Linked DNA regions of Mus musculus: all the other regions are linked to region 2. The links are chromatin loops, found by intact Hi-C in ENCODE. Cell type or tissue: heart. All regions are shown on one strand.

Region 1 (8,000 bases), 960 kb before region 2:
CGACTGCTCTTCCAAAGGTCCTGAGTTCAAATCCCAGCAACCACATGGTGGCTCACAACCATCCATAATGAGATCTGATGCCCTCCTCTGGGGTGTCTGAAGACAGCTACAGTGTACTTACATATAATAATAATAATGATAAAGACTGGCCTCAAACTCAGTTCCAGGATAACCAAGGTTACAAAAGCAGCAGACGAAGAACAAAGGATGTCTTTTACACTGTGTGGCTGTGCCACCTCCAGGACTGCTCCCTCTACTCTAACTGCATTCCAATAGGAGATGCTTGAGAGAGACACCCACAAAAACCAGCCAGGCAGCACCCGGTTTTCTAGCTGAGCCAAGCAGATAGGAGACAAAGATAGTTAGTGTTCAGTTGTTTACAGGGAACCACCATTGACTCTCTTCACAAAGCACAATCTCAAAACAAGGGCAGAGCCTCAGCCAGTTCTCCAAGGGAAACAAATTTTAAGGTCATGGTTCCCTGACTGAAACACAAAATTTCCCAGCACACACAGACCTGATGCTTGGATGAAAAACAGCCTCAGGTAGGTCTTACTGATTAGCCCAAGGAATAAACTTTTCCCTGAAGTCTAGATTAGACTTATTTCCTGCAATTCCCCCATCAATCGGTATTATTCCTTTTCATTCCTGTATTTAGTAGGGAAACTATTAAGATAAATTATAACTAATTTTGCATTCATTTGCTTAAAGCATTGGCTCAATTTACTTATCTTTTGCCTCTGCCTCCCGAGCTCTGGAATTAAAGGCGTGTGCCACCACGCCCGGCCATGCTTATCTTCTTTTGTTGTTTCCTGGTTTTTGTTTTTTTTTTCCACAGGGTCTCATAACCCAGGCTAGCCTTCAGTTTGCTATGTAGCTGAGACTGACCTCAAACTCATATCTCTACCTCCGCAAAGATAAGATTATAGGCTGGAGCCTCCAAGCCTGACTGCTTTATCATTTTTTAAAAAGACTTTTATAATGTACATATCTATACATTCACAAAAGCAGAGAACACCAGCTCTGTGAACTAACTACCAAGACTAAAGTCAACAGATAACCAGTGAGGAGCTAGCACACTTCTCCCACATGCCCAACCTCTGAACATTCTACTGTACACTGCACTCCAGAGATGAGTCACACCAACTGTCAGCATCAATTTTCTGGTTATTAGGTAGAATTCAGCATTTCCCGTGTGTGTTATATCATGACAACTTAAAACTCCAAGAAGGAGTTTACAAAGGAGATTAGAAACACATCACACCAAGTCCATATGCTTGGTGTGAAGATCAATTTTGAGTGAAATCCATGGTAAATTTTGGAACACTTAATAAGCCCTGTAGGTTCTATCTCATCTAACCTGTCAATCTGGCTCCGCCTCTTTATTTCATTTTACTTGATGTGTGTGTATAGGGTACGGGCTCACACTTGACATAGAAAGATCACGTGTGGAAGTCACCACAGCTTGCAGGAGTTGGTGCTCTCCTCAATCTCCTAGTGGGATCTAGGGATCAAAGTCAGCTCAGCAGGCTTGGTGACGGCCGCACTTACCTGCTGCTGTCTCAGCAGCCCTCGGTGCAGGCGCCTCCCAGACACCACATACGTTACATTTTAAAACCTCTCACAGTGAATCCTGGAGCTTTCTTAAATGTTTCCAAAATATCTGCTGGTCATGTTACTCCTTTTACCATTCCAAAATGACTCATCGCCACTTTGGAACAAAGTCAACACCCTGGATAACACCAGGTCTTTCCATCCTTGGTTCCTGTCTGTCTGTCTAGTGTCATCCTTCCCATGTCCCATCGTGCTGTAGCTCTGCACCTGTCCCTTCATCTGCCCTTCCCCCTCTACTTGCTCCTACTGTATCTGTAAAAGCCCAGATGTGCCCAGAATCTACTGGGACATTTCCTATGATGCTTTACAGCATTGTGGCTTAGTTGCCTCTCACACTGCTCTGGGTCCTCTCCACAGAGAGTTCCAGAAACGTAAGAGCACACAATTGTCCTTGCTTCCCCATCCCCCATCATGCCCCGCCCCCCAAGGACAAAGCAGAGTGAGTGGTAGCTGGCAGAAAATAGACTGAGGCACGAACTGAATACATGTCCTTAATGTGGTCATCAGCCTCTCTCGGGAGAGCTATTTACTAGCACATGTGTTCATAAACACATTAGAAAAACCTTACAGGATCAGGTGACTTTAAATGCCAATTGTAAACACAGGATGTCAGTTAGATGACAACACCTATTACCATGCTTTTCTCTGGAAGATTAGTTCTTTCTTTCTTTCTCTCTCTCTTTCTTTAAAAGATTTACTTATTTCATTTATATGTAAGTACACTGTTGCTCTCCTCAGACACCCCAGAAGAGGGCATCAGATCCCATTACAGATGGTTGTGAGACACCATGTGGTTGCTGGGAATTGAACTCAGGACCTCTGGAATAGCAGTCAGTGAGCCATCTCGCCAGTCCTAGTTCCATTTTCTTTTTCTTTCTTTTTTTTTTTTTTTTTTTTGGTTTTTGGCTTTTTGAGACAGGGTTTCTCTGTATAGCCCTGGCTGTCCTGGAACTCACTTTGTAGACCAGGCTGGCCTTGAACTCAGAAATCCACCTGCCTCTGCCTCCCGAGTGCTGGGATTAAAGACGTGTGCCACCACACCCAGCTACCTAGTTCCATTTTCTACAGGGAAGTCTGCTCTTCCAAGTGTCCAACGTCATGCTGGGGTGCTGAATGCTTCCCTTCCCTGGGAAAAGCCCCAGTCATTCTCACAAAGCTAAAGCTCATGTGAATGCGATGTGGAAACTTGTGCTGTAATTACAGGGAGTAGGCACCCTTCCCCCACAGGCATGGTCAGTAGCAGGATTTTAAAATATAATCACAAGGGGCTGGCAAGCTGGTTCACAGGTTCAGTCCCCAGCACTCACGCGGTGGCTCACAACCATCTGTAACTCCAGTTCTGGAGGATCCAACACCCTGTTCTAACCTCCATGGGCACCAGGCATTCCCATGGTGTGTGCATACACACTCTCTCTCTCTCTCTCTCACTCACTCACATTCTCTCTCTTCTCTCTCTCTCTTTTCCAGGCAACAGAGTTATACACATAAATTCTAGAAAAAAAACATAACATTCACAAGCTGGACTTGGTAGCATATATCTGAGACCCTAGTACTTGAAAGAGCAAAGAGGCTCACCTCTGGTTTGAGGCCAGCCTGGTCTATACCATGAGTTCCAGGCCAGCCAGGGATAAAAGCAAAATTTGTCTCAAAAAACTCCATTCCCAAAAGAGAGTTGGGGAGCTGGGGAGGTGAGGAGCTGGGGTGCTAGGTCGGTTAGTAGGGTTCTGGGATGGTGACACAAAATTCCACCACTGGAAGACTTGTGACAAGAGGATTCTCTGGAACCCATATAGAGGAGGGAGAGCCCCTACAGGTCACTGTCCTTGACACACTACACCTACACTCACTCTTGCATGCACACACTCATTTCATAAGCTCTGCTGTACCCACCTCCTATGTACCTAGTAATACAAAAAGAATGTGGAGGGGGGAGTTAGACTTTGCAAACTGGGTCATAATGACAGTGGTTTCTATCACTCCCTATCGCCCCACTTCCCTTACAGATAACTCTTCTGAGGGAAGGCAGATACCAACAGAAAACAATGAGGACTCCTGCCACTGGTCTTTTGAGTCCACTATCTTGGATTTGGATCCCCCAACTTGGCGAGAGTTACTGGGCCATCATCACCCAGGTAGACTGATTCCCTACCCACAGAAAGTGTTGACTAATAAAGGTTGTTTTATTTTGTGCATTTGGGGAAGACCGCATATTGTAGCCCAGGCTTATCTCAAACTCCAAATTCATATGTCTCAGCCTCAACTTCTGGGATTACAGAAATCCACCACCACACCTAGGATAAAGATTGCTAGGATAAACCAATAAACTTCTTGTTTGTTATAAAGCAACATATAAGGAATACAAGGAGGCAATGGAAGGAGTAAGAAAAAACGCCAGTACAGAGAAGAAACAGACAGCTCGGTGTAATGAGGCAGGAAGATTGCTTCCAGTTCAAGGCAGCAGGAGGCGGTGGTGGCCTTAAAAGAACATTAGAACTGTGAGGGTGGAATATGAAGACAACCCCATCACCAACCACTCCTGACCGTACCCACCTCACTGCCTTGGGCCTGAACTTGAAGAACATGAACTGATTCTCACTGATACTAAACACACGGGGCCCAAAGAGCGTTAGGATTTAAGGAACATGTCCACCGGAGCACAAAGTTCCTCTGGTAGGTCAACCCCTGTCGCTCCGGGTCACCACAGCGCCCTCCAGGGAACAGACACGACGGAGCAGAGATTTGTTTGGCCAAGTTGAGCACGCTTGAGGGTGCCAGGCCCTGTGCACTGCTACTCTGGGAGCTCAGGCGGGGCCGACCTTAGCTGTGAGCTGCAAGTGGAGGCGGGACCCGCTCCTGGCCCCCACTAGCTCCGGGCGATCGAACGCAGACGGCTTTGGCCGGAACCAGCTCGCGCGTTAAGAGTTACCTAGTCCGATCCTGACCTGCTCTCGGACCTGTCCGCGAGATCCTGCTCCTCAGCAAGTGGTACAGGACTGGCGAGGCTGGCTCAACTGCGGTCCCTGGAATCCGGGATCCACATCCCCAAGGTTCCCGGGAGGACAGCGGCTGAACAGGAGTACAGACTACGCCGGACAGCAGCGCCCCTCCCCGGCGCACCCCGGTCCGCCCGGCCCCGAGGGCAGCGTGCCACGCCCCCACTGGGCCCACCCAGGAGGCCCGCCCCGCAGTAGGCCCCGCCCCAGAGAGGCTGTGACCCCCCCCCTTAGTTCGGCCCACCTGAACTGTGCGTCACTTCCTGCCAGCGGAAGGGGCGTACCACAGCGATTCCGTTCTGTTGACTGAGTCGGTTGCTTAGCAACACGGCCACTGTGTCCAGTGTTGCCCTTTTCGAGCAGAGAGCCTGTTTGTGCAGGAGCATTTTGGCATGATAATGCTGTGATGGCTTAGGCCTGGTGTTCCCATACTAACCCCAGGAATCCATGAATGGAGACAAGACAGAAGGCCCATGCTAAGGCTTCTTTTTTCTAGCCTGCGTATCTTTCCGATCACTTACTGGCCACGGTATTTTCTTTCCTCAGTGCACACGCAGGCACATAGAGACACACACTACGACAGAAAGGGAAGATCAGAGGACAGTTTTGTAGAGCTGGTTCACTTTCGCCTTTATGTGGGTTCTTGGGATCGAACTTAGGTTACAGGCTTGCACAATAGCTTGGCAAGGACTTTTACTCTCTGAGTAGGCATAAATTTTTTGCAACCTACTTTTTTTTTTTTTTTTTGGTTTTTCGAGACAGGGTTTCTCTGTGTAGCCCTGGTTGTCCTGGAGCTCACTTTGTAGACCAGGCTGGCCTCGAATCAGAAATCTGCCTGTCTCTGCCTCTCCAGTGCTGAGATTAAAGGCGTGTGCCACCATGCCCGGCTGCAACCTACTCTTAATAAGGGTCCAACCTCTCCTCTAGCCTACAACCCAGCAGAGGCAGTGGAAGAGAAAAGTTATTAGGATATGGGTGAAATGGACCGGTTCAGCAATAATTCTTTAGGGGTGAGCTAGATCTTCTTGGGCAGCAGTTCAGTCCCATAGCAAACACCAAGTACAATTCAGCAGCTGCAGACCAGTCCTCTAGGGGGGCAGACACCAGACACTAACCACCAGCTGCAGTCCAGTCCTCTAGGGGGGCAGACACCAGACACTAACCAGCAGCTTCAGTCCAGTCCTTTCAGCAAGCAGACACCAGGCAGCTGTAGTTAAATCCTGAAGAAACTTCTAGATTTGCCAACCAGCCTGATGTGAGGCCGCAGAAGCTGCAAGCTGCCATAGGAACCTCACAAGCAGTTCTTTGGATAATTTCTCTCAATGGCAGTGTTACCACAAGGTGAGCTCAACAATGCTATGTAAGGCGAACAAATACATGCGTGTCTTTAGCAAAGAATAGCAAGGCAGAGCAAACCAAATCTCAGTGCTCCTCTCCCACTGTCTGTGGGGTCACATTTATACTCCTTTATCAAGAGTCCTTACACGTGTCTGCTATATCCAACAAGCATCCTTTCACTTGTGTCTGCTTCAGGAAAACAGTCTTTTATGTGTTTGCTTTATCAAGACATCCTTTCAGCTAGGCAGTGGTGGCGCACGCCTTTAATCCCAGCACTTGGGAGGCAGAGGCAGGCGGATTTCTGAGTTTGAGGCCAGCCTGGTCTACAGAGTGAGTTCCAGGACAGTCAGGGCTACACAGAGAAACCCTGTCTCAAGAAAAATGAAAAAAATAAAAAATAAAAAAGACATCCTTTCATCCGTGTGTCTCAGCAAACCATCATTTGGCATAGCTAACTTTCTAAAGAACTAGAAGTTTCCTCTTGGTGTGCCATTACACTGATTTTATATAGTGCTGTTAATCTAACTCAGAGCTTTGTGGTTGGTAGATAAGCGCCTTACCAATTCAGGTACAACCCTAGCTGCTGCTGCTTCTTCTTCTTCTTCTCCTCCTCCTCCTCCTCCTCCTCCTCCTCCTCCTCCTCCTTCTTCTTCTTCTTCTTCTTTAAGATGGAGTTCTTATTTAGCCCAGGTCAGCCTTGCATTTTTTTTTACATATTTAAGGCTAGTTTTAAACTCCTGTTTTTCCTGCCTCTATCATTTGGTGGGATTATAGGCCTGCAACACTACACTTAGTGATCTGAAGGTTGGGGAAGGTTATGGGAGCTTAACCCATGGCCCAGTGTATGTTAGGCAAACACTCTTATCACTGTCACTGATAAGACCCAACCCTCAATACACTTTAAATTGTTAATCTATTTATTGCTGATGGTGCAGTCTTATTACTGTGGATAATTACTCATTACTGTGTGTCCTGGAACTCACTCTGTAGACCAGGCTGGCCTCAAACTCAGAGATCCTCCTGCCTCTGCCTCCCAGGTGTCGGGATTAAAGGCATGCGCCACCACTGTCCAGCTGAGAGAATGTCTTGCTAAAGCAAACACATTAAAAAAAAAAAAAAGACTGGGGGATGAAGAGATGGCTCAGTGGTTAAGAGCACTGACTGTTCTTCTAGAGGTCCTGAGTTCAATCCCCAGCAACCACATGGTGGCTCACAACCATCTGTAATGAGATCTGATGCCCTCTCCTGGTGTGTCCGAGTATAGTGACAGTGTACTCATATACGTTAAATCTTAAAAAACAAAACAAGGGCTAGTGAGATGGCTCAGTGGGTAAGAGCTCCCGACTGCTCTTCCGAAGGTCCGAAGTTCAAATCCCAGCAACCACATGGTGGCTCACAACCATCCATAACGAGATCTGACTCCCTCTTCTGGAGTGTCTGAGGACAGCTACAGTGTACTTACGTATAATCAATAAATAAATCTTTAAAAAAACAAAACAAAACAAAACAAAACAAAACAAAAAACCGACTGTTTTCCTGAAGCAGACACAAGTGAAAGGATGTTTGGATATAGCAGACACATGTAAGATGGAGGAGGGCTGTCCATCCAAATTTTTCTTCCTGGGACTTGTTTGAGCAGAAAGGTTGAGGATAATCATTAATATTTGTCATCAGTTAAAGTAAAAAAGACAGACAGACAGACAGACAAAATGAATCCAGACACACTAGTCCTCCTTTCTTTCTTTCTTTCTTTCTTTCTTTCTTTCTTTCTTTTTTTTAAGACAAGGTTTATCTATGTAGTCCTAGGGGAAGTCACTTTGTAGACCAGGCTGGCCTTGAGCTCACAAATCCACTTGCCTCTGCCTCCTGAGTGCTGGGATTAAAGGCGCTCCACACCATCACCCAGCTTCTTCTCCGACTTTTATTTATTTATCCTATGGACCCAAGTAAGGAGTAAATACATTTTAGCAAAAACAACTGATAAGTGCTTATTGCAGTGTGTACCCAAGTGCCATTGTTTCTAACTATCTTATTGCTAAAATTTGTCAAAAGAAC
Region 2 (8,000 bases):
TTTGCAGGCCACTACTTAACAAACCACAGCCAACAGCAACACCCAGCAGCAACCAACAACCCATTCTCTCTCTCTAGGCCCTGGCATTTATATACCCTCTGAAAAGGACCCAGAATTCCAAACTATCTGCCGCTGGCAAACCCACGCCCCTGCCAGAGCAGGAGGCAAATCAAGGTCTGCAGCTATGGACAATGTGACGCAGCCCCAGATCCCATACCTGGGATTCAAATGAAAACACAGGGCTGGAGAGGTGGCTCAGCGGGTAAGACACTGACTGCTCTTCCGAAGGTCCTGAGTTCAATTCCCAGCAACCACACAGTGGCTCACAACCACCTGTAATGAGATCTGACGCCCTCTTCTGGTGAGTCTGAAGACAGCGACAGTGTACTTATGTATAATAGTAAATCTTTGGAACGGAATAAGCATGGACTGAGAGAACAGAGTTGACCAGAGCAAGCAGGGCTGATCAGGGTGAGCAGAGGTCCTAAAAACTTCAATTCCTGGGCTGGAGAAATGGCTCGGCGGTTAAGAGCACTGATTGCTCTTCCAGAGGTCCTGAGTTCAATTCCCAGCAACCACATGGTGGCTCACAACCATCTGTAATGGGGATCCAATGCCCTCTTCTGGTGTGTCTGAAGACAGCTACAGTGTACATACATAAAATAAATAAATCTTAAAAAAACAAAACAAAACAAAACTTCAATTCCCAATACCACATGAAGGCTCACAACCATCTATACAGCTACAGTGTACTCATATACATAAATCTTTTTTAAAAATGAAAACATATTCCTATAGTATTTCTGTGTTTTTCAAAGAACCATCATTCTCAGCACAGTCCTAGGAGGCTCCAAGCAGCCTGTGGGCAGGACCCTGGCAGTCACCTCACACACCCCCAGGGCCAGGACACCTCTAACAGGATGAAGGAGGCGCTTCACATTCCTGGTCAGCCGCAGTGAGACTCCAGCAGGGGCCCTTGATGGCTTAAGCCAGGACCAGCTCTGGAAGGTAGAGGGATGACAGCTACTCAGACCTACTGGGGAGCATACCACCTCTACCTCAGGCTGCCCACAAGCAAGGACGGGACCTGGGACCAGTGCCTCAGGTCCAGGGGATTTCCAAGGCCTGGGCCTTCCAACCAACACAAGGCCCCAAAGCATGAAGGGACAGAATCTCCTACCTGCCAAGAGGCCCATGTTTTTGTAGACCCAGAGAAGAGTTTGAGACGCAAGATCCAGGCCCATACTGAATGCCCACAGGGCTTGAAGGGACATGTCTGCGTGGTGGCTGTAGCCAGGGGCGCGGTGGCCACTCACCTGCCTGGATGGCCAGGAAGTTGTACAGTTCGTGCAGCAGCTCCAACAGGGCCGCCTTCTGCTTGGCCTGGCAGAACTGAAAGGCAGGGGAGACACTGGTCAAGGGTCTGTCTGCGTCTGCAGCCAAACTGCCACGTCCGCCTGGACAGCAAGGAACACCTCTAAACTTTAGGGGCCTTTTTGTTTTTAAGGCAGTCTTATGTAGACAAGGCTGGCCAAGACCCAGTTAAGAATTATCTTTAATTCCGACCCTCCTGTCCCCACCACAGGCGTGTGGCTCTATGCCTGCTTTACGCAGTGCTGGAAACAGAGCCCAGGGCCTCATGCACATCGCCAGGCACTCACTGTGCGGACTAAGCCATGTGCCCAGCCCCACACATAGTTGTCTAGGACAACTGGCAGGGCAAGGGGCGCGGAGCGACTGGCTGTGGAGCAGACACAGCAGAGTCACAATGAGACGACCACCATGGCTCTGGCCCGACTTCTTGAGAGAGGAGCAAGCAACGGCACCAGGGCTTGCAGAGGTCAGAGGAGCCCACAGAGTATCAGGGACTGCGGGTCTGAGCCCTGCCTGAGGAAGAGCTGCAGCAGGACTCGATGGAGCTCACATATCAGCCACTTGCACTGGCTGACAGCAGCCTGAGGAAGCAGGCCAGCCATCCAGTACCAGCCGGGAGGACGGCCTGATTAAGACAACACACCCACTCCCAGCCTGTCCCTGCATCCCCCACAGTGGGAGGGAGAAAGAAAACAGTGCCGGAACCCTGGGCTGCAGACACGATTAAGAAGACTTCTCTGATATGTAAATGCTTATCTGGATTTTGGGTGAAGTAAGGCCACCCAAAGGAAACTCAGCAAGAACCTCACTGGGACCAGAAAGTATGTTCCTGCCTGTGGGCTCCTGGACCCGCCCTCCACGACGACCAAGGATGCCCAGAGCAGCCAGAAAATGCATCTTGCCTGGATAAGGCCCAGCCTCTGCCCTCCTATCACAGTGCAGGATTGGTTAAAAATCTAGAATGTCTGGAGCCCAAGGCCCCAGGCAGTTGATGGGTACAGCTTGCTAGCTCTGCACAGTGCAATAGGGACCTGCAGGGTGTCTGTCTGAGTAGCTCACAGGAAGGCCAGGAGCAAGCCTGCGCTTCCTTCAAGTGGGCTCCACCACTCTACAGACTGTGCAGGACCCAGAACTAGAACTAGGAACCTTGTCTAACTAAAAGGGCAAACAGAAGACCATCAGAGGGGTTGCGTGAAAAGTTCTATAGTTCTTGTTTCTGCATTTGTTCGTCTCTTTGGCTGCCTGTTTCTGGAGCACACTGTCTAACCATCAGCCCAGTTTTATGATAGAAAGCAGATTAAACTTATTATGAGCCTGGTTCTGCAGAACAATGGGGAAGCAAAACTGCTTTGTGGATGAGAGCAATAAGGGAGTGTCATAAAACACCCGCAAACAGGACACAGCAGCAGCCAAGGAAATAAAACGGTGTCTGCAGCAGGCTGTCCTTCATTAACAAGGGGTACAGTCAACGCAGGAGTGCTGTTTCTTGGCCAGCCCCTGGGCTGCAGAGGCCTGGCACCCACACTTAATAATTAGAGCGCTAAGTCATGCCCTCTGGCAGCACACGCCTCCTCCTGGTAGGATTTATGACCTGAAAATTTACTGCCTCGTGTCTTCCTCAGAACCGGCTGCCCAGCTGCGAGTTAACGCTGCTCACATGATCCGTAGGCTGAGGAGCAGTCACCTTCCCCAAACATTAGTTATGGGGGATGTGAGGGCTTCATAAAACAAACTGAACACATTGGCTAAGAGGGCTAATTCCCCTTACCACGTGCTTCAAACTGGCCCCTGATGTGTCAGAGCAGGAACCTGAACATTATCAAGAGATGGATGCACACCAGAGAGAAGGTAAGACTGAGTGTAGTCTCTCAGGGTCAGATGCTGGCAGCCTCGCCCCCCACAGTGCCAGCCGGACACCCATGCCCATCTCCCTGGACTGACTGTGGCAGATCGAGGGCCTCAGATGCTCTCACTGATAGGGGTAGGAGCCCGGGGCTGGACCCAGGGAGCTCACCCTTCCATATTTCAAGTACCACTGTGCTCCCAGAACTGAATCTGACACAAACATCGTCACAGAACATGATGTGATTCCGGTACGTTCATGGAACGTTCTGGAAGCGATCCCCTTACATGATCCTTTCATGATCTGGGCGAGTTTCTCTCTTGGCAGAGCTCTGAGTCCTCAGGAAGACTCATAGAAGGCAGATCGAACTTACCTCATCTGTTTTTCTCTCACAGTCGACCGGCAACAATTTCACTGAGACGGAGAAAAGAAAGAGGAAGGTTAGAAGTGCGCCTGGGCAGCGGAGAGAGCTCTCAGGACCCAGGGGGAGCAGGACTCAGCTGACACAAAGGTGGAGACCAGCCAGCTCTCAGGGGCCCCTGTGTAGTGTGGGCTCTAAGGCCCACGGGTTCCCCCATGTTGGGTAAGGACTTTGGTAGCTGGGGCCTCTTTCCAGCTGTACATGAACCAGCAGCCACAGATTCCTGGGCTCCTTAACATCTGTGTCTGCTCCTGTAAAATAGGACTGCATGGGCCTTCCTCAGAATGCACACTGCTGGAAACCCAGCACTCAGAAGATGAACACAGGACTGCCACACGTTTGAGGCAGGCCTGGGGTGCAGAGAGGATGTTGTCTCAAGAAACAAAACAAGGGGCTGGAGAGGTGGCTCAGCTGCTCTTGCAGAGGGCCTGAGTTTGAATCCCAGCATCCATGTGGCTGCTTACAGCCATGTGTCACTCTGGTTCTGGAGTCTCCATTGCCCTCTTCTGGCCTCCATAGGTACTGTATGCATGTGGTGCAGACACACACATAGGCAAGTCACCCATACACATAAAAAAAACAAAACAAAACAAACCCACAAACAAGATAAAAACCAAATGGCCTTTGTTGCTTAACTCAGAGAGTTAGGCTCAAACAAGACAACATAGGGAAAAGTCTTTTATGAACTACAAACGACAGTATGTCAAGTAAAAATAAATGCTATCACAGGAGGGAACTCTAGGGACCCCAAGCCTGTCTTAAATTATCTTAAGCAGAGCGTAGCACCCAACACTATGTGACATCATCCCCTGAGCGCTTACAGCACCTGTACAATTTGCTGGCACTCACCTCTGTTAGCCTCTAGCTGACCCAGAAACTATTCCCAGGGTGGATAACGGACCCTTGGGCATCAGTGTGGCAAACAGACTCACACACGCCCAGACATCCATTCCTCACAACACTGAAGACAGTGGTTGGGCTCTCCCTGTATTTCAGCTACTCCTAATTGTGGGAAATGTGACCCTGACTCAAGGCTGGCAACAGTGTTAACCTCGAGCACGCTTCGGAAAGAAAACGAACTGTCATTTTATACCTAAATTTGTACCCAAAACAATCTGGGTCTGGTGATTCGGGTCTATACTTTCCAGCTTCGGGGGAGGTAAGGCAAGATCATAGGTTTGAAGCCATCCTGAACTAGAGTGAGTTCTAGGTGAACCTAGACAGCTTAAGGAGACCCTGCTTCAAAGTCGTTTTCAAAAGCCAGCTAGCGAGAGTGTAGCTCAGTGGAAACATGCTTGTCTAACGTATGTGAGACGGACCCTAACTATAACCCCTTATACCAGAGGGGGAGATTTTCATGAAAATAAAGAAAATAAAGCCGCGTTTCTTCTTTTGAGTAATAGGCAAAAAAAAAAAAAAAAAAAAAAAAAAAGACATCAGTCCTCAGCTATTCGGGAGGCTCGCTCTCTTGCACCCCTCAAGGGGTGCGGAGTCACGTAACTGAGTGTGGGCAAAGACGTCTAGGAAGTCGCCTGACTCACAGGCTCTCTCCCAACACAGCCTGCGGGGGGGGGGGGGGGAGGCTGTGCCTCACATGCACCCCTGTGGTACCAGCTTCGGCTTAGAACAACTCTCCCACACCTGAGCCACAGGCAGGGTCAGACTCCTTTTGACAAATGAAGGCCCGGTGGTGCCAGTTTTGCTGCTACAAAGCTGAGACCACGGCAGGCATTCCCCGAAGGCAGGGAAGACAAGAGGGGCAGGGGTGGGCTGACTGTCAAGAGTGTGCGTGTGGCTTTCCCTTGGAAGGACCTGGCTGTGGCTGAAAGGGAGACTCTAGAAAGACGGGGAAACAGAAAAGAGCAGAAAGTGGAGGCAGAAAGTGAGGGTCTGCAGTCGGTCGCGGCTCACAAGCCGGTCTGGGTGGGCGAACCCCGTGCCCCGGGCCCTCCCCTGCGCCGGCCCGGGACGTACTGTTGTCCTCCGCCTCCTGCGGCGCCGAGGGCTTGCCCATCTTCACCCACAGGATGGCCAAGAAGCCGAGCAGCAGCCCCAGGCTGGCCCAGAGCAGGAGCCGAGACAGGCAGCGCTCCAGCCACCGGCCCACCTCGGGTCGGGTCCGCCCGGCGCCCGCCGAGCCGGTGCGCGAGCCCTTCAGGCCGGGGCGAGCGTCGGCGCCGAGGAGCGCCGAGTGCGGCCGCGCAGAGGCCGACGGCGGGGCCCACCAGTGGCGGCCCCGGCCCGGGGCGTGCCTGTCCGGCGTTCGTGTATCCTCGTCATCCTCCGAGCTGCCCCGGACCGAGGCGCGGCGTCGCAGCGGCCCGGGCCCGGCGTGGGGCGGGTAGGAGAGGCCGCGGCTCGCGGCCCAGGGAGAGGCGGAGGCCCCGAAGTTGCCGTACGGCCCCGAGGCGTCGGAGGCCGCGCTAGGCGCCGGCGGGGAAGGCGACAGCGGCCAGGGCTCCGAGCGCAGGACGCTGGCGGCGGGCCGCGCGCGCAGCGGCGCTTCCTCGCGTAGCCGGGCCTCCTCCCGCTGCCGCTCGGGGCCCCGCGGCCCGGCGTCCTCCCGCGGCCCGGCGTCCTCCCGCAGCCGCTCGTCGTCGCGCAGCCGGGCCTCGCCCCGCAGGCGGCGCAGCTTGTTGCGGTAGACGTTCCGCGTGGTGTCGGTGATGGGGCCTGGCTGGAAGCCCAGGGCCTGCAGCTCTCGCCGCAACTCCAGGTCCGACAGGCCGGCCATGGCCAGGACACCGCCCCCTCGCCCGCCCCCGGCGCGCACCGCACCCGGAACTGCTCCCGCCGGCAGCCGCGGCGGAGCGGGCGGGGCCGCGCGCCATGATGGGAAGGGCGACCACGGACGCCATATTGGGAAGGGCGGCGCATGGAGGCTATGTCCGCCATGATGAAAGGCGTCTGTGTCGGCCTGGCGCCGCCATGTTGGTGAGGTCAAAGGGTTGGTTTGGTTACTGTTTTGTTTTGTTTTACTTGTGTGTGCAGGTGCTTTCATCTCTTCCCCCCGCCCTCTAGCTTATCTTTATCTGTCAGACCTAGCAGTGTTTATCCTAACGCAGCGTTAGCACGTGGTAAACGTTCAATGGAATGTTGATTTACTTAATGGATGAGCTCAATGGTGTAAGAAAACCACCGCCATTAATAGAGATCCGGCCCACTTGCCAGTCTCCGGATGGGCGTCGAGGCTGTGTGTCGGATTTGGGTGGTGGAGTAACCGCCCGGCATGCTCTCCAAGACCTTATCTTGACTGCTGCTTCAGGCCAGCTTCAGGCATGCACTTGGTCGACACTGAAACTTCAGGAGTGTGCACCCTTGGGACTGGAGAGATAGAAGACTCTGGGCGTAACAACACTTACAGAGGAGCTAGGGTTTGGACATCAGTGGCTGGTCACGTCATGGACAATTCCAATTCCAGAAGATCTGGTATCTTTCTCTTCCGGTCTCTGCTGGCATGGTATGAACCTGGTGCACATACAAGTGGGTAAAACACTCGCACATAAAATAAATATATTTTTTTAAGGTGCAACTCTGAGACAGATTGATCCTCTGTGGCCACGGGTGACCCAAAATGTCCTCATAGGTGGATCCCTATACTCTGAACTCTTAGGGGCAAATACCTATGCCCTAGGTTCCCGTAAATGTTGGAATTCTCTTGGGTGATGGGATCGGGAGACCCGTGTCTTACGGTTTAGGGGATGATCTGCAGAGTCTTGCAGTTTGATCTCCAATCTGCAACCATTTAGTGTGTGGTAATTTCCAATTAACATTTCTAGCCAGCTTCCCATAACTCCCTAGAGGGCTGCTATAAGGATTAGAAGAGACCTTCAGGACAGGGCCTGGAGCGCACTCCTCCCTTAGACAAATCTGTGCAGTGTTGGAGTTGGGAGCCTTGAGGGGGTGGGGGCAGTGATGTGGTTACCCTTACCCGTCCCCCCACCATCTAACAAACACAGTTCATGGCCTCACCCTCTCCCCTTGCTGTTCCTTCCACATCCTTCACCCATCACCTCCCTTTTCCTGGCAATATTGCAGCTCCAGCTTCCCAGCCCTCGAGATCTCCCTGCAGCTCTACCTGCCACCCTCCCTGCCTTCCCTGAGACCCTGGGCCGTGCTCCTCTGTCAGAGTTTCATCGCTCTGTCGCTTGTTAAACCCCAGGAGTATTCAGTGCCGGCCACACAGCTGGGAAAATTACAGCCTCAGCTCCGCTGGGCTTCTGTCGTTTGCCTCCCCTTCTCCCTGACTTAGCTGCTCCCATGTGGTGTGATTTCTCTCACCAAGTGTTGTTTTCCTTTTCTCTGCCTGTGTTTTCGCGGAGTGCCACGGATTTGATATAGTGATTGCCTAACACATATACC
Region 3 (8,000 bases), 270 kb before region 2:
AATGTCAGCCCTGTATGGGACAGGAGGGATGCTAAGTCGGCTTCTCATGCCTTTTAAGATTTCTTCGTTTTTATTTTATGTGTATTGGTGTTTTGCCTGCGTGTATGTTTGAAGGTACCAGATGGCCTAGAATTAGAGCTACAGACAGTGGTGAGCTGTGATGTAGTTGCTGGGAATTGAACCCAGGTCCTCTGGAAGAGCAGCCAGTGCTCTTAACCACTGAGCCATCTCTCCAGCTCCTAAATAGAACTTTCATTCTCCTGTTGTCTCTGGGGTTTACTGCCCCTGTCTGCTAACCTGGTCCTGGCCCTGGAAGCTTCTAGCCTTCCTTCAGTCTAATCTAGGCCTAGGATGATTTCAGCTTCTGAGACTTAATGCTGAATAAGTTCACCCTTTCTGGTTCTTTCTGAGCTCTGGCCGGCTGGCTCAACTCACTGTTGTGGCTGAAACTCCTCTCCACGCTGACTGATCAATCTGGCTTCTCTCAGCCTTTCCTAAATCGACTCTGCTTGGCCTCCTCATGCTAGGTCTGGCAGTCTGTGCGAATCTTCTGGCTCCTTCTCAGACTCTGGCTCGTCTGACTTCACCTGTGTCCAGCTTGTTCTCTCTCTGCAGCCAGCTCTGTAAAACTGTCTCAGTAAAGCTGCCTTTCTCCACTTCTCTCTCTGCACTGCCCCTCTTAAGTAGCCCCCTCTTCCTCTCTGTTCTCCTGAGTTGGGCAGATCCTATTCTATCAAATCTTTCTTTGATTTGTCACTTTGTCTGCCACTCAATTAGACATCACTTTCAAACATGGGTGCTTCCTTCTACAAACTCACTTCACCTTCATTGTTTGAGATTAAAAGAGTGTACTAAGGGCGAGTGCATTCCAGCCAGAGGGGTTAGAGGTGTGTGCAGAGGCTGAGCCACACCTCAACTAAGCAGGTTCTTTTCAGTAAATCACACAAATCTGTGGGTTCATAGAGTGATGGAATCCTGCAGCCATGATCTTCTACCTCCACCTGCCAAGTGCTGGAGGTGGTGCTGCTTCCCTGGCCGTACTCGTGTCGTGATGTCCACTTCAGTCTCTCCCAACCACCTCAGAAGGTCTGTGCGTTAGGTTTGTCTAGTGCGGGCATCCTCTCACTTGGAGGAGATGGGTCTGTTTGCTGGGAGTACTTGTTTACTGTACTGTGTTGTGAGGCCGTGCCTCTTGTGGCTGTCTTTACTTGAGGCAGGATGTCTGTGTCCTGGTTGCTCACTCTTCCCCTCAGCGTTTTGCTGTTTGGTAGTTAGAGATTTGGTTTGGTTAGATTGGTAATTCTAGTTCAAATTCTTGACCTATTTAATAGCTGGGACAATTGGTATGCCTGTTACATCATAAGTACCCAGTCTAGTTCTACATTTATTAAGTGTTTGCTTAACTTTTTTTCTCTTTTTTCTTTTTTTGGTGGTGTTAGAGGTCTCCCAGAGAGCCTGTGTGTGTTCAGCAAGTGCTCTATCCCTGAGCTGCCTCCTCTGCTGCCACTGCCATCTCATCTCTCCTTTATTTCCTGTTTGAGGCAGGTCCCAGGTAGCCTAGGCTCACCTGGAGCTCATCTCCAGCCTGCCTGTCCGTTGCTGAGACCGAGACCTGTGTCCAGGCTCATTGGTTCTCAGTAGTGAGTTTATGAAATAGTAATGCTACATCCATTATTTTGTTAGAGGGCTTTAGAATGGTGATTTCTAATCAGTATTCATTACTACTGACTTTTTTACAAAGAAGCCCTTACCAAGTAAAAGCATTCCTCAGATGCTGTTGTGGGTCAGTCTGTGAACACGTGAAGCAGAGGTCTGAATCAGAGTTAGAATAGCTGTAGCCTGTTAAGCGTTAAAGGTATGGACTAACTGACGCTGACATGGGAATGTGCTGTGCTGAGGTGGACATGCATGAGGTGAAGGGAAACATGCATGCAGACATGCTGTATAGGAAAAGGTGCATGCAGCTCTTTTTTGGATAAGTATTTTGTGTGCTTGTATATGTGTGCACTATGTGTGCCTGGTGCCTAAGGAAGCCAGAAGAGGAGGCTGCATTCCCTGGTACTGGAGTCATAGACAGCGCTGAGCTGCTGTGTGGTTCCAAGGACCTTTGAAATTCAGCCTGTGCTCTTAATCTCAGGACCTTTTTCCAGCTGCAAAATTTATTTATTTCTTTATTTATTAATATTTAGCTGTGTGTGGTGGCACATGCCCTTAATCCCAACACCTAACTAAGATGCAGAGACAGATAGATTTCTGAGTTTGTGGCTACCTTGATTTACAGAGTAAGTTCCAGGACAGCCAGGGCTACACAGAGAAATCCTGTTTCAAAAAGAAAAAAGAAAAAAAGAAAAAGGAAATAAAAGTTGTATTTCATGTGACTGTTTTGCCTGCGGAGGATGTTTGTACATTTGTACTTGGTATCTGAGGAGGTCAGAAGAGGGCATTGGATTTCCTGGAACTGGAGTGGGTTGTTGTGAGCCACCATGTAGGTGCTAACAACTGAACCCAGGTCCTCTGCTAGTGCTTTTAAATACTGAGTTGTCTCTCCAGCCTCAAGATGCTGAATCCTCTATAGGTTTTCATTATTGAGTTCCTATCCTGAGTGACTCCATATGTGCCCATAAGCTTTTATTAGGAAGGCATGCATTATAGGTGTGTACATACTTGACACCCATCCGTCTTTGATCATCACAGTGCTACATCTTTGGTCAGTATGAGGACCTTCAAGTTAGCTCCTGTCTCATTTCTTTGGGCTGGGCAAGCTCTCTACCACTAAATAAAAATCCCACCACTCATGTATCCTTTGATCTGTACCTAGTAGTCTATGTCTCCAATTTTCTTCTGTGGTGATTTTTTTTTTCCTCAGGAGCCCTAGTTTTCCTTCTTTCTTTCTTTTTAATATTTATTTATTTATTATATGTAAGTACACTGTAGCTGTCTTCAGACACACCAGAAGAGGGAGTCAGATCTCATTACAAATGGTTGTGAGCCACCATGTGGTTGCTGGGATTTGAACTCAGGACCTTCGGAAGAGCAGTTGAGTGCTCTTACTTGTTGAGCCATCTCACCAGCCCCTCTTTCTTTTTTTTAAAGATTTATTTATTTCCTGTATGTAAGTGTACTGTCACTGACACACCAGAAGAGGGCATCAGATCTCATTACAAATGGTTGTGAACCACCATGTGGTTGCTGGGAATTGAACTTGGGACCTCTGGAAGAGCAGTCAGTGCTCTTAACTGCTGAGCCATCTCTCCAGCCCCAGGAGCTCTAGTTTTCAAAGGAGTTTAATGTCTTGACAGGAGTGCTTTGGTGTGTCTAGTCCAGGGTGTTGCTGAAAATGGAGACCTCTCTGCTACTGTAGTTTTTGTGTAGGTGTCTCAGTTAGCTTTCTAATAATGTGATAAAACTCCATGATCAAAAACAAGGTGAAATAGAAAGAACTAGTCCATGTCCAGGGATGTCAGATCAGTAACTTCTTTAGGCCATAATGGAGTGCTGTTTACTGCTCGCTCCTCTTGGCTTCCTCAGCCGGTTTTCTTACCTCATTGGGGAACCACCTTTTCAGGGGTGGCACTGGCCCACACTAGGGTTGGGTCCTCCAACATCAATCATTGATTAAGAAAAGGCTTGCTCACAGGCCAATCTGATGGGATATTTTCTCAATTGAGGTCCCCTCTTCTCAAATGAGGAGTAGCCGGTGTCATGTTGACATAAAAACTAGCCAGCACTATAAAGCTTCGTCTTTTCAGTCCGGTCTCTTCCAGGCTTAGTGGACATAGCATCACCATCCCTCCAGGGGGCAGGCTGGACCTGCTTCCATAACAGAGACTTCAGAGATTCAGATGTGGGCCCAGCACGGGGCAGAGTGGGAAGGCTTCTCATCTGTAACCCTTGACCTTGTGTGACCCTGTTTATCTGTCCACAGGTGAACCAGTGTGTCATTGGTACTGCTCAGGCTAATAAGAAGTGAAGTCGGATCCAGAGCCCTTGCAAGCCAGTGCGCATGCGTCTCTGTTTTAGTGTGTATTTATTCGGTGGGGGTGGGTGGGAGTTGAGACATGATATTACTGGGTATTTATTATGTAATAAAGAATAATCTTTTGTATGTTAATCCTTTTCTTAATCTTAGATTTTAAAAAATTGTGTGCAGTTGTTTTGCCTGAGTGTATATGCATGCACCATGTGCATGTCTCCTGCTCCAGTGAGTTCAGAACAGGGCTTCAGGTCCTTCAAGAACTGGGATTATGGAATACATGTGGGTCCTCTGCAAAATCAGTCAGTGCTCTTAACCGCCCAGCCATCTTCCCAGCCCGGCCCTTGTTACAGCTCTAAACGGTTTTATTAACTTAACGGTTTTAGCTGCCAAAGGAAGGTATTGTAAATAAATACTGTAAGCACGTAGAAATGTCCATTGTGATGTGTTTGCAGAGTGAGGCTATGGGCTTTCACTTGGTGGGGCACACTTTGCCGTCCTGATGCCTCTTCTCTACCCTTCGGCACTGGGCCCTCTTAACAATTTCTTAGGACTGCCAGGCCCCAGCCCCAGCCCAGAACAGGAATGCTCTTGTCTGGTGTGACTGCCAGTGCACTCCACAATCTCTTTCTTTCCCTGCCCACCGGTTCGAACCATGGTTCCGTGCCGCCTAGTGCCTATTGGCTGGTGTGGGCACGTCACTAACTCAGTACTAGTTCCAAATAGCCCCTTGTCCTTTCCCTCCCAGGAGGAGCAAACCTACACCAGTGCTCTCGCGGCCGGAGGAGTGGCCGTGTGCCCAGGTGCGGCGCACAGGCGGGGTTACGCGTGCGCAGAAGGGCGGGGCGACAGGCAGCGTGAATGGGGAGGGCGGTGCCGCGTGCGGAGGCGGAGCTTGGAGTGGCCACGGGGGCGGGGCAGCTAACGGATGTGGCATGGGGCGGGGCCCGGCCCTGACCTGCAGGCTAGCTGCCAAGAAGGTTATTTCCTGCTGACCCAGAGCAAGCCTCCCATCCGAAAAAGGGGCTGCAGGGATTTCCTCGACCTCCGCGACCGGCCGCGCCCCCAACAGCGCAGCGCCCTCCGGGCCCGCTGGAGGTGAGGGAGGTGCTGCCTGCCCGTCCCTCTGTCGTCTCCTCCCCCTGGTGCTCCCCACCCTCCACTCTCCTCCCTCCTTCTGTCGACTCCTCCTGCCGCTGCTGCTGCTTTGGCTGCTGCGTCATACGCCCCAGAGCCGCCAGGACGGAGGGGCTGGGCCCGGGGACCCCCTGGCCTCCGCCTGCACGCCCCCCGGCGCTCACACTCAGTCTTCCCGCACCGGAGACTCATCCAGGTCTCTTGAGTCTGACCCTACCTGGCTTCCAGCTGCCCCGGCTGTCACCGGTAAGGAGGAGGCGGGAGGCCTGGAGAGGGGGGCAGGGAGCTGGGGGTCGGTGAGGAAGAAGGGTTGGAGAGCCTCCTGGTCTCAGCTTAGGGTCTGTGCTGGGGCGACTCAAGTCCCTCCTTGGACTGACAGTGTAGGGGAGTAGAGACTTGGACAGGGACACGCCCCCCTCTTGGGGCACTCAGGGAAGTTATCTAATCCCGGGTCAGAGAGCCCCAAATTTGAGGGTGACCTAACATCACCTGGCACCAGGGTGGTGGTTCTAAATAAGACACACAGGCCTGGGGAGGCAGCTGTTTCTACTCGGGAAACGTCTTCAGAAAAGCTCCCAAAACATCTCTGGGCAACAGATTGCCCCATTTAGGATCCCTGTAAACAGCTGGGCAAGGTGAAGCTAAGCGGTAACCTTGATTCCGCAAAGATCATTTCACCTGAGTCCCTAGGAGCTGGGAAACTACAAAACGAGGCAGGGGAGATGGAAAAGAGTAGAGTCGAGAAGCTGACCAGAGCCACCCACCTTTATAGGGCTCAGGATTAGAAGACTGGGGCGTTGGAGCTGCTCCACCAGGAACAGGGTTTCTTTATCCATAAGAGAAAACAACGAGCTCAGGGAAACTTTCTCAGCACCCATAACTCTAACCATCCTATCTTGGAATAGGCCCCCCCAGGATGCAATGGCGCAGCTCCCCCGGCTGAGCCGTTTGGGTGCCCCCTCTCTCTGGGATCCAGCTTCCCCTGCTCCCACCTCAGGCCCCAGACCTCGGCTTTGGGAAGGCCAAGATGTGCTGGCCAGATGGACTGATGGGCTGCTGTACTTGGGTACCATCAAAAAGGTAAGACCCACCTCTGATCTCACTGCCTTCCCAGTCTCCAGTCAGTTCTCATTCCCATTTTAGCATCACTGGGCACCCATTCCAGGTGGACAGTGCTCGAGAGGTGTGTCTGGTCCAGTTTGAGGACGATTCCCAGTTTCTGGTTCTATGGAAGGATATCAGCCCAGGTGAGACCTTCAGACTGAAGCCTGTGACAGCAGAAGCTGGAGTGGGTGGGGACACTGGTTGTTGGTAGGCCTCCTGACACTTTGTTCCCTCACAGCTGCCCTCCCTGGGGAGGAGCTGCTCTGTTGTGTGTGTCGCTCTGAGACCGTGGTACCTGGGAACCGGCTGGTCAGCTGTGAGAAGTGTCGCCATGGTGAGAGGCCAGGATACTTAGGTGGTGCAGTCTGCCCTGGGTCTTCTGGGTTGCCACTAGCCCTGCCTTATAGCATGAGTTATGTCTCCTGTCCTGGCCAGTCTTCACCCTGTCACCACATCTCTCAGAACAGGGCGAGGGAGCCATAGATCAGGTGACCCAGGCCATGCAAAGCTGAGGGGCTTACATTACCTTTCTTAACCGTGCTTCCTTGGGCTAGGCCCTCAGCTGTGAGAAGCTTGTTGACTCACCTGCAGTGTCAGGATAACACACACAGCAGGACTTAGATGCACACAGTGGTCTACCCTCAACATTGTCCTTATTCAGCTTATCACCAGGACTGTCACGTTCCCAGGGCCCCGGCCCCTGGAGAAGGAGAGGGCGCATCCTGGGTATGCCGCCAGTGTGTCTTTGCAATCGCCACTAAGGTAAAGGTGCCTCTCTGCCCCTGTGTGGGAAGCTCCTGTGGTCTCTCCTCCGTTCCTGCCTCTCTGAGGTCTCCATCTGTCTGTCCCTCTGCAGAGGGGAGGCGCACTGAAGAAAGGTCCCTATGCCCGGGCCATGCTGGGCATGAAGCTCTCCCTGCCATACGGATTAAAAGGGCTGGACTGGGATGCTGGACATTTGAGCAACAGACAGCAGAGCTACTGCTACTGTGGAGGCCCTGGAGAGTGAGTGGAGAGGGTGTTGTCAAGCTATGGGATGGGGGTTGTTGTGGTGGCAGAGCCCGGGAAAATGGGTGAACAGGGGGCGAGGGGGCCCTGTGGTTTCAAGAAGGCTGTCTGAGGGCCACAAGCGCTGTCTCCCCTCCAGGTGGAACCTGAAAATGCTGCAGTGCCGGAGCTGCCTCCAGTGGTTCCATGAGGCCTGCACCCAGTGTCTGAGCAAGCCCCTCCTCTACGGAGACAGGTGAGACAGGACATGCACGCATGCTCGGGAGTCCACCTGTGCTCTCCCGCAGTCCTCTGCAGCCGGGGTCAGAGGGCTGAATGAGGTGCATCCTCTGTCCTGGCCCATGTGCAGATTCTATGAATTTGAGTGCTGTGTGTGCCGGGGCGGCCCTGAGAAGGTCCGGAGGTTACAGCTTCGCTGGTGAGATGGGTTGTGATTCATTTCTGTTGTCCACCATGTTACCCTAATGACCCCTGATTTTGATAGCGCCGATGCTGCTGACAATTCCATGCTCCTCCAGGGTGGATGTGGCCCATCTTGTCCTCTACCACCTCAGCGTTTGCTGTAAGAAGAAATATTTTGATTTTGACCGAGAGATCCTCCCCTTCACCTCTGAGAATTGGGACAGTCTGCTCCTGGGGGAGGTAAGGGTTCTAAAGTGTGGGAACTGGGGTGGGAGGGACAAGGAATGTCTGCTTCCTTGACCCATTTACCCTCTTCTTCAGCTCTCAGATACTCCCAAGGGAGAGCGCTCTTCCCAGCTCCTTTCTGCTCTTAACA

What was found. Hi-C counts contacts between places; a loop is a spot of excess contacts. Peaks named below come from ENCODE experiments on the same cell type or tissue, not always from the same donor. Only the 100,000 strongest peaks of a DNase experiment are listed, where the experiment ranks them.
Region 1: a loop joins it to region 2, with 7 times the contacts of the local background. A loop is called at or near these places in 7 of 42 quality-filtered maps.
Region 3: it touches region 2 in a loop (2.3-fold over the local background); 2 of 42 quality-filtered maps call a loop at or near these places.

The regions. Positions count from the first base shown.
Region 1 is chr17:26,239,450-26,247,449 of GRCm38, forward strand. Fam234a (family with sequence similarity 234, member A) reads right to left here and starts at 4,793. Exons shown (of 13, transcript NM_001206335.1): 1 at 4,557-4,793. In heart, CTCF peaks have their summits at 4,082 (motif pointing right), 4,329 and 4,678; a DNase peak (open chromatin) is centred at 4,762; H3K4me3 peaks cover 1,689 bases; H3K27ac peaks cover 1,326 bases.
Region 2 is chr17:27,198,047-27,206,046 of GRCm38, forward strand. Lemd2 (LEM domain containing 2) reads right to left here and starts at 6,392. Exons shown (of 9, transcript NM_146075.2): 1 at 5,613-6,392; 2 at 3,591-3,631; 3 at 1,317-1,392. The coding sequence starts at 6,372. It overlaps Gm34736 (a long non-coding RNA gene), which reads left to right and starts at 6,823. Exons shown (of 4, transcript XR_385492.4): 1 at 6,823-7,121. In heart, CTCF peaks have their summits at 2,964, 4,147 (motif pointing left) and 6,388; DNase peaks (open chromatin) are centred at 2,933, 5,640 and 6,445; H3K4me3 peaks cover 2,584 bases; H3K27ac peaks cover 1,996 bases; H3K27me3 peaks cover 276 bases.
Region 3 is chr17:26,928,179-26,936,178 of GRCm38, forward strand. Kifc5b (kinesin family member C5B) reads left to right here. Exons shown (of 11, transcript NM_053173.2): 11 at 3,926-4,401. The coding sequence ends at 3,970. It overlaps Phf1 (PHD finger protein 1), which reads left to right and starts at 4,949. Exons shown (of 15, transcript NM_009343.3): 1 at 4,949-5,356; 2 at 6,016-6,190; 3 at 6,276-6,357; 4 at 6,453-6,548; 5 at 6,876-6,976; 6 at 7,071-7,219; 7 at 7,362-7,457; 8 at 7,572-7,640; 9 at 7,741-7,864; 10 at 7,946-8,000. The coding sequence starts at 6,032. It overlaps Mir6968 (microRNA 6968), which reads left to right and starts at 7,294; the gene lies at 7,294-7,361. In heart, a CTCF peak has its summit at 3,790 (motif pointing right); DNase peaks (open chromatin) are centred at 3,843, 4,873, 5,933, 7,444 and 2 weaker places; H3K4me3 peaks cover 2,518 bases; H3K27ac peaks cover 1,124 bases.